Regions from separate parts of the Homo sapiens genome. Here region 1 is linked to region 2. Evidence: chromatin contacts called from ENCODE Hi-C or POLR2A ChIA-PET data. All regions are on one chromosome and are shown on one strand. The core of a region is the stretch at or near the end of the contact, and the rest is flanking DNA. Distances in the headings are between cores, read along the strand shown. Region 1 has its middle 26 kb from the start of HLA-DQB1. Region 2 holds the start of HLA-DRB5 (major histocompatibility complex, class II, DR beta 5).

The links. Hi-C counts contacts between places; a loop is a spot of excess contacts on that map. ChIA-PET counts read pairs that join two places held with the same protein, here RNA polymerase II (POLR2A). Pooled maps may share reads with other maps.
Region 1: a loop to region 2 is called in a map with no recorded cell type, with 4 times the contacts of the local background. The contact joins the enhancer-like site here to the promoter of HLA-DRB5 in region 2. A Hi-C loop is called at or near these places in 6 of 37 single-sample maps with no recorded cell type and 3 of 50 pooled maps. POLR2A ChIA-PET finds 5 or more read pairs at or near these places in 2 of 52 experiments (OCI-LY7 and activated B cell).

The regions. Positions count from the first base shown.
Region 1 is chr6:32,690,350-32,694,774 of GRCh38, forward strand. No RefSeq gene overlaps it. Among named protein-coding and RNA genes, the nearest start is that of HLA-DQB1, 26 kb to the left of the region's middle. Within about 2 kb of position 1,847, at least 2 of the 41 ENCODE cell types and tissues checked have a DNase peak (open chromatin) inside an H3K27ac peak, as active enhancers do.
Region 2 is chr6:32,528,446-32,533,443 of GRCh38, forward strand. HLA-DRB5 (major histocompatibility complex, class II, DR beta 5) reads right to left here and starts at 1,842. Exons shown (of 6, transcript NM_002125.4): 1 at 1,680-1,842. The coding sequence starts at 1,779.

The DNA of each region.
Region 1 (4,425 bases), core at 597-3,096, 160 kb after region 2:
TGGTTAGAAGAAATAACTAATAGTAATGAATATGTATCTCTCCAACCAATGAGAAGCATATGATGAGGCAGAGTCACTTGTCTCTGGCAGTCCAAGCTACTAAGAAGCACAAATAAAATATATAGTAGCAGGGGGAGATGGGAAGGGTGAGAGAATGTAGGATAAATTACCATTCAAACTGCCGGTAGAAATATAAAATTGTAAGGAATAAATTCCACAAAAAAATACAGTGTTTTAATTACAAAAATTTACCATGCAGCATAAAGACATAAATGATTTAAGAAACATGACATGTTCAGAGATGGGAGTGTAATTTTGGGCTTGTATTTTCAAACAAAATTCATATGACAATGAGAATTCAAACAGTTTAGATTATTAAAATTAAATTTAATGAAGTTGGTAGCTATATTCTGGTTATGTACAAGAATGTATCCTTTTCTTAGGAAATACACACTGAAGTACTTAAGGATAAAGAGTTCTGATGAGTGCAATTTCAGGAAAAAAAATATATAAGTACAAAATACTATTCTTATTGCAAGTTTTCTTTAAGTTTACTTTTTTATTTTTTTTTTTTGAGCAGAATAGTTGTCCAGGTGCAGTGGCTGACTTATTTATTTATTTATTATTTTTTTAATATATATGTTTTATTATACTTTAAGTTCTAGGGTACATGTACACAACGTGCAGGTTTGTTACATATGTATACATGTGCCATGTTGGTGTGCTGCACCCATTAACTCATCATTTACATTAAGTATATCTCCTAATGCTATCCCTCCCTCCTCCCCCCTCCCCACAACAGGCCCCCATGTGTGTGATGTTCCCCTTCCTGTGTCCAAGTGTTCTCATTGTTCTTTTTTACAAACTAAAATGAAAAAATCTACATGAGGCTATAAAAATATTACCTCTATAAAATAAAAACAAAATGGAATGTAAAAAGAGACTGGACACACCATAATGTGAAGATTCTCCTTTTTTGTGTACTCATATATCCAAAAAGGAAACTTTCCATTTTGTAGTTGGGAAGTAGAGCCAAGATGTAGGAGTAGGAGGGGAGTTGAGAACCAACAATTCAGTAAAAATGCTTTCAGTCAATTCCCATCTGTACTCAAAAAAAAAAAAAAATTTTTTTTTTTGAGACAAAGTCTTGCTTTTGTCCCCCAGGCTGGAGTGCAATGGCTTGATCTCAGCTCACTGCAACCTCCGCCTCTTGGGTTCAAGCGATTCTCCTTCCTCAGCCTCCCGAGTAGCTAGGATTACAGGCACCTGCCACCATGCTTGGCTAATTTTTGTATTTTTAGTAGAGACGGGGTTTCACCATGTGGCCAGGCTGGTCTCGAACTCCTGACCTCAGGTGATCTGCCCTCCTCGGCCTCCCAAAGTGCTGGGATTACAGGTGTGAGCCACTGCACCTGGCCTCAAAATTTAAATAATTAGGTAACAAACTATGACACAATTATATACAGTCCTTCAAAACAATGTTTTAGAAAGATATTTAATGACAAAATAGAGTTGTTTACCATATGTTAAATTTAAAAGGAGTTACAAATTAGCACATTCACTGTGATCTAAAACCTCTAAATCTGTTTATGTTTTTATTTATATCTACATTTATAGCTTTGAAGCCCTCCCAATATCAACTGTCACCCAAGGTTCTAAAATACAATAAAAGTGATCTTGTTTTCTTCTGTTCTTGGTTATAATTCTAAGATGGTCTGACAAGTCTATTGTGATTGACTTTAAAAATACAGATGTTAAATGAAATCTGTATGTGGAACTATTGGTCTCAATGATATATGCAACTCTGGAAGTTGGGTACTCAGCTTTATCTAATCTCTCCCTTTGCTCACCTCCACCAGGCTTGCAACGCCCTCTACAGTCCAGGCAACAGGTACATGGTTTTCAATCCCATTTGAACTGCTTCTGGGTCTCCCTATGTTGCCTAGGCTGGTTTCATACTCCTGAGCTCAAGCAATCCTCCCACCTTGGCCTCTCAAATTGCTCAAGCATCTTCTCTGAACCCAGTTGAATAAAACTGGAAATTAATAAGAAGAGAAATTTGGGAAACTATAAAAATACATGGAAATTAAACAATATGCTCCTGAATGACCAGTGGGTCAATGAAGAAATTAAGAGGGAAATTGAAACATTTATTGAAACAAATGACAATGAAAACACAACATACCAAAACCCATGGGATACAGCAAAAGCAGTAATAAGGAGGAAGTTTATAGCTATAAGTGCCTACATCAGAAAAGGAGAAACTTTAAATTAGCAATCTAATGATGCATCTTAAAAACTAGAAAAGCAAGAGGAAACCAAAGCAAAAATTAGTTGAAGAAAAGAAAAAGTAAAGATCAGAGTGGAAATAAATGAAATTGAAAAAAATACAAAAGATCTATGAAACAAAAATTTGCTTTTTTGAAAAGTTAAACAAAATTGACAAACCTTTAGCAAGACAAACTAAGAAAAAAAGAGAGAAGATCCAGATAAATAAAATCATAAATGGAAAAGGAGACATTACAACTGATACTGCAGAAATTCAAAGGATCATTAGTGGCTACTATGAGCAACTATATGCTATAAATTGGAAAACCTAGAAGAAATGGACAAAGTCCTAGACACATGCAACCTACCAAGATTAAAACAGGAAATAACTCAAAACCTAAAAAGATCAATAACAACAAGATCAAAGTCACAATAAACAGTCTACCAGTAAATAAATTCCAGGACCTGATGACTTCACTGCTGAATGCTACCAAACATTCAAAGAAGAACTAATACCAATCCTACTCAAATTATTCCAAAAAATAGAGAAGGAGGGAATACTTCTACAAGTATTTTATGAGGGAATACTTCTAAACTCATTCTATGAGCCCAGTATTACCTTGATACCAAAACCAGACAAAGACACATAAAAAAAACCTGTAGGCCAATATCTCTGATGAATATTGATGCAAAAATCCTCAACAAAATATTAGTAAACTGAATTAAACAATACATCAGAAAGATCACTCATAACAATCAAGTGGGATTTATCGCTGGGATGCAAGGATGGTTCAACATACACAAATTAACGTGATACATCACATCAACACAATGAAGATAAAAATAAAATGTTCATTTTAATTGATGCTGAAAAAAGCATTTGATAAAATTTAACATCATTTCATGTTAAAAATTCTCAAAAACTGGGGATATAAAGAACATACTTCAACATAATAAAAGCCATATATGACAGACCCACAGCTAGTATCATACTGAATGGGGAAAAACTGAAAGTCTTTTTTCTAAGATCTGGAACATGACAAGGATGCCACTGTCACCACTGTTATTCAACATAGTACTGGAAGTCCTAGCTAGAGCAATTAGACAAGAGAAAGATATAAATGGCATCCAAATTTAAAAGGAAGAAGTCAAATTATCCTTGTTTGCAGAGGATATGCTCCTATATTTATAAAAACTTAAAGACTCCACAAGAATACTATTAGAACTGATAAATTCAATAAAGTTCCAGGATAGAAAATCAGCACATAAAATCAGTAGAATTTCTATATGCCAATAGTGAACAATGTGAAAAAGAAATTTAAAAAGTAATTCTATTTAAAATAGCCACACACAAAATGAAATACCTAGGAATTAACTTGACCAATGAAGTGAAAAATCTCTATAATAAAAGAAATTGAGGAATAAGAAATCTCTATAATAAAAGAATTTTTTATAATAAATTCTGTATTCTATTATAATTCTATAATAAAGGAAATTGAGAATAAGAAATCTCTATAATACAAGAAATTTTTTTATAATAAAAAAAGGAAACATGTTCCATGTTCATGGCTTGGAAGAATCAATAGTGTTAAAATGTCCATACTACCCAAAGCAATCTACAGATTCAACACAATCACTATCAAACAACCAATGACATTTCTCACAGAAATGGAAAAAAATCTTAAAATTATATGGAACCACAAGACTCAGAATAGCTAAAGCCATCCTAAGCAAAAAGAATAAAACTAGAAGAATCACATTACTGACTTCAAATTATGCTACAGAGCTATGGTAACCAAAACAGCATGGTACTGGCATAAAAACAGACGTATAGACCAGTGGAATGGACTAGAGAACCCAGAAGCAAATCCACAAGCCTACAGTGCACTCATTTTTGACAAAAGTGCCAAAAACATACACTGGGGAAAAGACAGTCTCTGCAATAAGTGATGCTGGGAAAACTGGATATTCATATGCAGAAGAATAAAACTAGACTCGTTTCTCTCATCATATACAAAAATCAAATCAAAATGGATTAAGGACTTAAATCTAAGACCTCAAACCATGAAACTACTACAAGAAAACATTAGGGAAAATCTCCAGGACATTGGTCTAGGCAAAAATTTCCTGAGTGATACTCTACAAACACAAGCAACC
Region 2 (4,998 bases), core at 592-3,091:
CATGGTTCTGGGAACTGATCACTGCAAGGATCCTGGAAAGCAAGAAGGGGCTCGAGCTCCAGCACTCTTTCAATTTGATGTCACACTAGAATCCTTCTCCTCCCGGTGAGAAATACAGGCAAATTTCTTCTTTCTCCTCCTTCTAATTGGAAGAAGAATTCACAGATAAAGAAACAGTGATTTAAGAAAAAAGAAATTTTTCATTGAGATTCATTGCCTGGGCAATGAATTCACCGTGCCTGGGTGCGGTGGCTTACACCTACAATCCTAGCATGCTGGGAGGCCAAGGCAGGAGGATTGTTTGAGTCCAGGAGTTTAAGACCACCCTGGGCAACATGGCAGAAATCTCATCTCCAACAAAATTAGTTGGGCTTGTAGTCTCCGCTGCTCTGGAGGCTGAGGAGGAAGGATAGCTTGAGTCTTGGAGGCAGAGGTTGCAGTGAGCCTAGATCGGACCACTGCATTACAGCCTGGGTGACAGAGCCAGGCCCTATCTCAAAAAGAAAAAAATTATCTCTTTCAATGGATCTCATAGTGCTAAGGATCTGTGCAAGCTTTAGGGATTTCTGGATATGATGACAACATAGCTGGGGAAAAATAGAGAGAAACTGGAGGAAGAGGTAAGCAGACATGGCTAATTAAGGAAAGCTGAGGGCATGACGGGTGAACCTATGAAATTTAGGACAAGACCCCAGTAAGACAATGAGTTCCCAGGACTTGATCATTAACTTTCAGCCCTATGAGATGTGAACAATGTCCACATTCTCTCTGTAACCCCACACAGAGTATATAGTTTTAACCTTATCAAATTTCTGATATTTGACTATTTTTGACTTACAAAAATAGAATTTCATATAATTTGTCCTATGTTAGTTGAATCTCTTCCTGTCATGTCTAGTTAGAGCATGTAGGAGATATAGGAGCAAATAGTATAGAAAGGTTAAAAAAGATTTGTAATAAACTCTAACCTGGGCCAGGTTTTTAGAGGATGCCTTAAGTCCTTTAGGCACCAAAGAATACCTCATAGATGCCCTTTAACTGTAGGGTGACTCCACATACTAAAGATCTCAGCTTCAGCTCCAAGGATTTTTCCCCATAAGAAAAAGCACTAAGCATAACTTCTGTCAGAGACCTTGCATACATTACAGGGTAAACATTGGAGTTCAGAAAGAAAAGAAAGGAGGTAATGGGGAGGCCACTGGGTCCATTCTCACATATGAGGAAGAGGAGCCAATATCACAGGTTCTGTCAAGGGCATAACACAGGATTGTCTAGGAGAGACCCTTTGAATTCCCTTGACTCCCACAAAATTTTCAGAAAAAAACTCGTTTTGTCTGACATAGGTCAACATAATAAAGGGAAGTGCTGTATGGGGAATTTATTTTAGCATCCTTATTTCTAAATCCTCTAAAGACCCTGAGGACATGTGATGAAAAGGTTTCATTGGTGGAGATTTGAGAAGAAATGACCTGTATGGAGGCCCCTTACACAGTCTCATGGAGAGGGCAAGTAGTCAAGCTCCTTTTGTGGAGGAAATAATTTGGGATCCCATGATAAAGATGGGCAATCTCTGAAGAAAATGTCACAATTTCTTAAGGCACCTGGCCTGGGCACAATGTTAACAAAACTCCCTATTTTCCCCACCCCATAGTAGCTCAGCACCCACAATGTGCACTTACGTCGGGTGTCCCCAGCCAAAGCCAGTGGGGAGCTCAGCACCATCAGTGTCACTGTCAGCTTTGCCATGTAGGAACCTCCAGGGAGCTTCAGACACACCATGCTGGAGAACAGGACAGGACCAGGGGCCAGAGGAGCAGGCAAGTCTCACTCAGGGAGAACTATGATCCCCCTCCACCCACATTCCAAATTATGGGGAGGAAGTTACTGATTTCCTTCCTCCTGGTTTGGGTACTCTCGTGTTGGAGAACCAATCAGCATCTGAGTTCAATAGTATCATCAGTTGCTGGTCAGAGATGCTGTATGAAGGTCCTCTTCTGAAACAGAATTTCCTTATTTAAAGGATTGTTTTAAATTAGTACTTGAAAGATTTGATCCAGTTGCACGTAAAACACTTTAACTGGGTCCCTATCGTGAGCCAGCTCTGTGCTGGTCAGTGATGTGTTCACAAGTTTGAGCCTTGTAAGAGCATTCATTTCCCACTTGACAAGACAATTGTTTGCAGAAGTGAGTGTGTGAGTGTGTTTAGGAGTAAAGGAGATGGAGGGAACATGGTTGTAAATTGGAGACCTTTAATCTGGTCCTTATTGCACCGTATCTTAATGTTGTAGATTTGGGAAAATTATTTCATGTCTCACAGTTGAAATGAAGGCACTGCAATCTTTCAGGTCTTTCAATACTGGACAATGCTGTGATTCTGTGGACGCCTGAAGGAGCAGCAGCCCCGGGTATCTGATAATATGACAGAATGACAGCTATTGACTAGAGAGCTTAATCCGTACCTATTTACAGGTAGGGATGTCTTTAATAAGTTAAAGGAAATTGAAAGTTTGTTAATAATTTAATCTGAGTAAAAATATCTTTTTCAAGTGTGTCTCCTGATGCTGTCCCCAAGTTCAGTGGCACCTCCAGAACACACACAGGCAAGGGGCTTGCAGGGGCCACCTATGTGCAATGGAGGGTCTGAAGGTGCCTTTGTATGGCATTTACCCTAACAATGTGATAAGGTCAACTGTGCAGTCCAAGTATTCGTGGGTCTGAGAGATCGATCGAAGACTGTGAAAGTCAGCTGTTCACAGAGCAACTATCTTTTCTTTTTTTTTGAGGCGGAGTCTTGCTCTGTTACCCAGGCTAGAGTGCAGTGGTGCGATCTTGGCTCACTGCAACCTCCGCCTCCTCAGTTCAAATGATTCTCCTGCCTCAGCCTCCTGAGTAACTCTGACGACAGACATGTGCCACCACGCTCGGCTAATTCTTTGTATTTTTAGTGGAGATGGGGTTTCACCGTGTTAGCCAGGATGGTCTCGATCTCCTAACCTCGTGTTCTGCCTGCCTTGGCCTCCCCAACTGCTGGGGCTACAGGCATGAGCCATCGTGCCTGGCCACAATTCTGTTTTAAAATAATTAATACCCTCCCCCTCCCCCTCCCCCTCTCCCTCTCCCTCTTTGCACGGTCTCCCTCTGATGCCGAGCCAAGGCTGGACTGTACTGCAGCCATCTCGGCTCACTGCAACCTCCCTGCCTGATTCTCCTGCCTCAGCCTGCCGAGTGCCTGGGATTGCAGGCGCGCACCGCCACACCTGACTGGTTTTCGCATTTTTTGGTGGAGACGGGGTTTTGCCGTGTTGGCCGGGCTGGACTCCAGCTCCTGACCGCCAGTGATCTGCCAGCCTCGGCCTCCCGAGGTGCCGGGATTGCAGACGGAGTCTCGCTCACTCAGTGCTCAATGTTGCCCAGGCTGGAGTGCAGTGGTGTGATCTCAGCTCGCTACAACCTCCACCTCCCAGCCGCCTGCCTTGGCCTCCCAAAGTGCCGAGATTGCAGCCTCTGCCCGGCCGCCACCCCATCTAGGAAGTGAGGAGCATCTCTGCCTGGCCACCCATCGTCTGGGATGTGAGGAGCCCCTCTGCCCGGCCGCCCAGTCTGGGAAGTGAGGAGAGCCTCTTCCCGGCCGTCATCCCGTCTAAGAAGTGAGGAGCGTCTCTGCCCTGCTGCCCATCGTCTGAGATGTGGGGAGCACCTCTGCCCCGCCGCCCCGTCTGAGATGTGAAGAGCGCCTCTGCCCGGCCGTGACCCCGTCTGGGAACTGAGGAGTGTCTCTGCCCCGCTGCCACCCCGTCTGGGATGTGAGGAGCCCCTCTGCCCCGGCCGCCCAGTCTGAGAAGTGAGGAACCCCTCCGCCCAGCAGCCACCCCATTTGGGAAGTGAGGAGCCCCTCCGCCCTGCAGCCGCCCCGTCTGGGAAGTGAGGAGCGTCTCCGCCCGGCAGCCGCCCCGTCTGGGAGGTGGGGGGCGCCTCTGCCCGGCTACCCCGTCTTGGAAGTGAGGAGCCCCTCTGCCCGGCTGCCACCCCTTCTGGGAGGTGTACCCAACAGCTCATTGAGAACGGGCCATGATGACAATGGCGGTTTTGTTTAATAGAAAAGAGGGAAATGTGGGGAAAAGAAAGAGGATCAGATTGTTATTGTGTCTGTGTAGAAAGAAGTAGACATAGGAGACTCCATTTTGTTCTGTACTAGGAAAAATTCTTCTGCCTTGGGATGCTGTTAATCTATAACCTTACTCCCAACCCCGTGCTCTCTGAAACATGTGCTGTGTCCACTAAGGGTTAAATGGATTAAGGGCGGTGCAAGATGTGCTTTGTTAAACAGATGCTTGAAGGCAGCATGCTTGTTAAGAGTCATCACCACTCCCTAATCTCAAGTACCCAGGGACACAAACACTGCCAAAGGCGGCAGGGCCCTCTGCCTCGAAAAGCCAGAGACCTTTGTTCACATGTTTATCTGCTGACCTTCCCTCCACTATTGTTCTATGACCCTGCCAAATCCCCCTCTCCGAGAAACACCCAAGAATGATCAATAAATACTTTAAAAAATAATAATAATAATAAATAAAAAATATTAATAATTAATATTTTATGTGAAGAGTGTTCAATCCCTCATTCTTGGTTCCCATTATGATTTTCTCATTTGATTGAGGCTATAGCACTTTACTATTATGTTTCTCTTGTTTTATCATAAGGGAAGATATAAGACGACTTTGATAACTAATACATTTTAGAATGTTCAGGAAAGAGAACACTAGGGAAAACTATGAATTACATCAGTTGATGTAACTATATAATATTGAACATTATTATACATTTAGATAATTATTATGCTTTTTATTAATATAAATGTAACATCTAAGATTCAGAATGGACTTCAAAGTACAACTATACTTAGAACGCTCTGCATTAATTCACACGCTACCACATAGGCAATCCTTCCTCATGGGCCTTAGTGTTTCCAGGGGCAGCATTCTCACCATGCTACCATAAAAA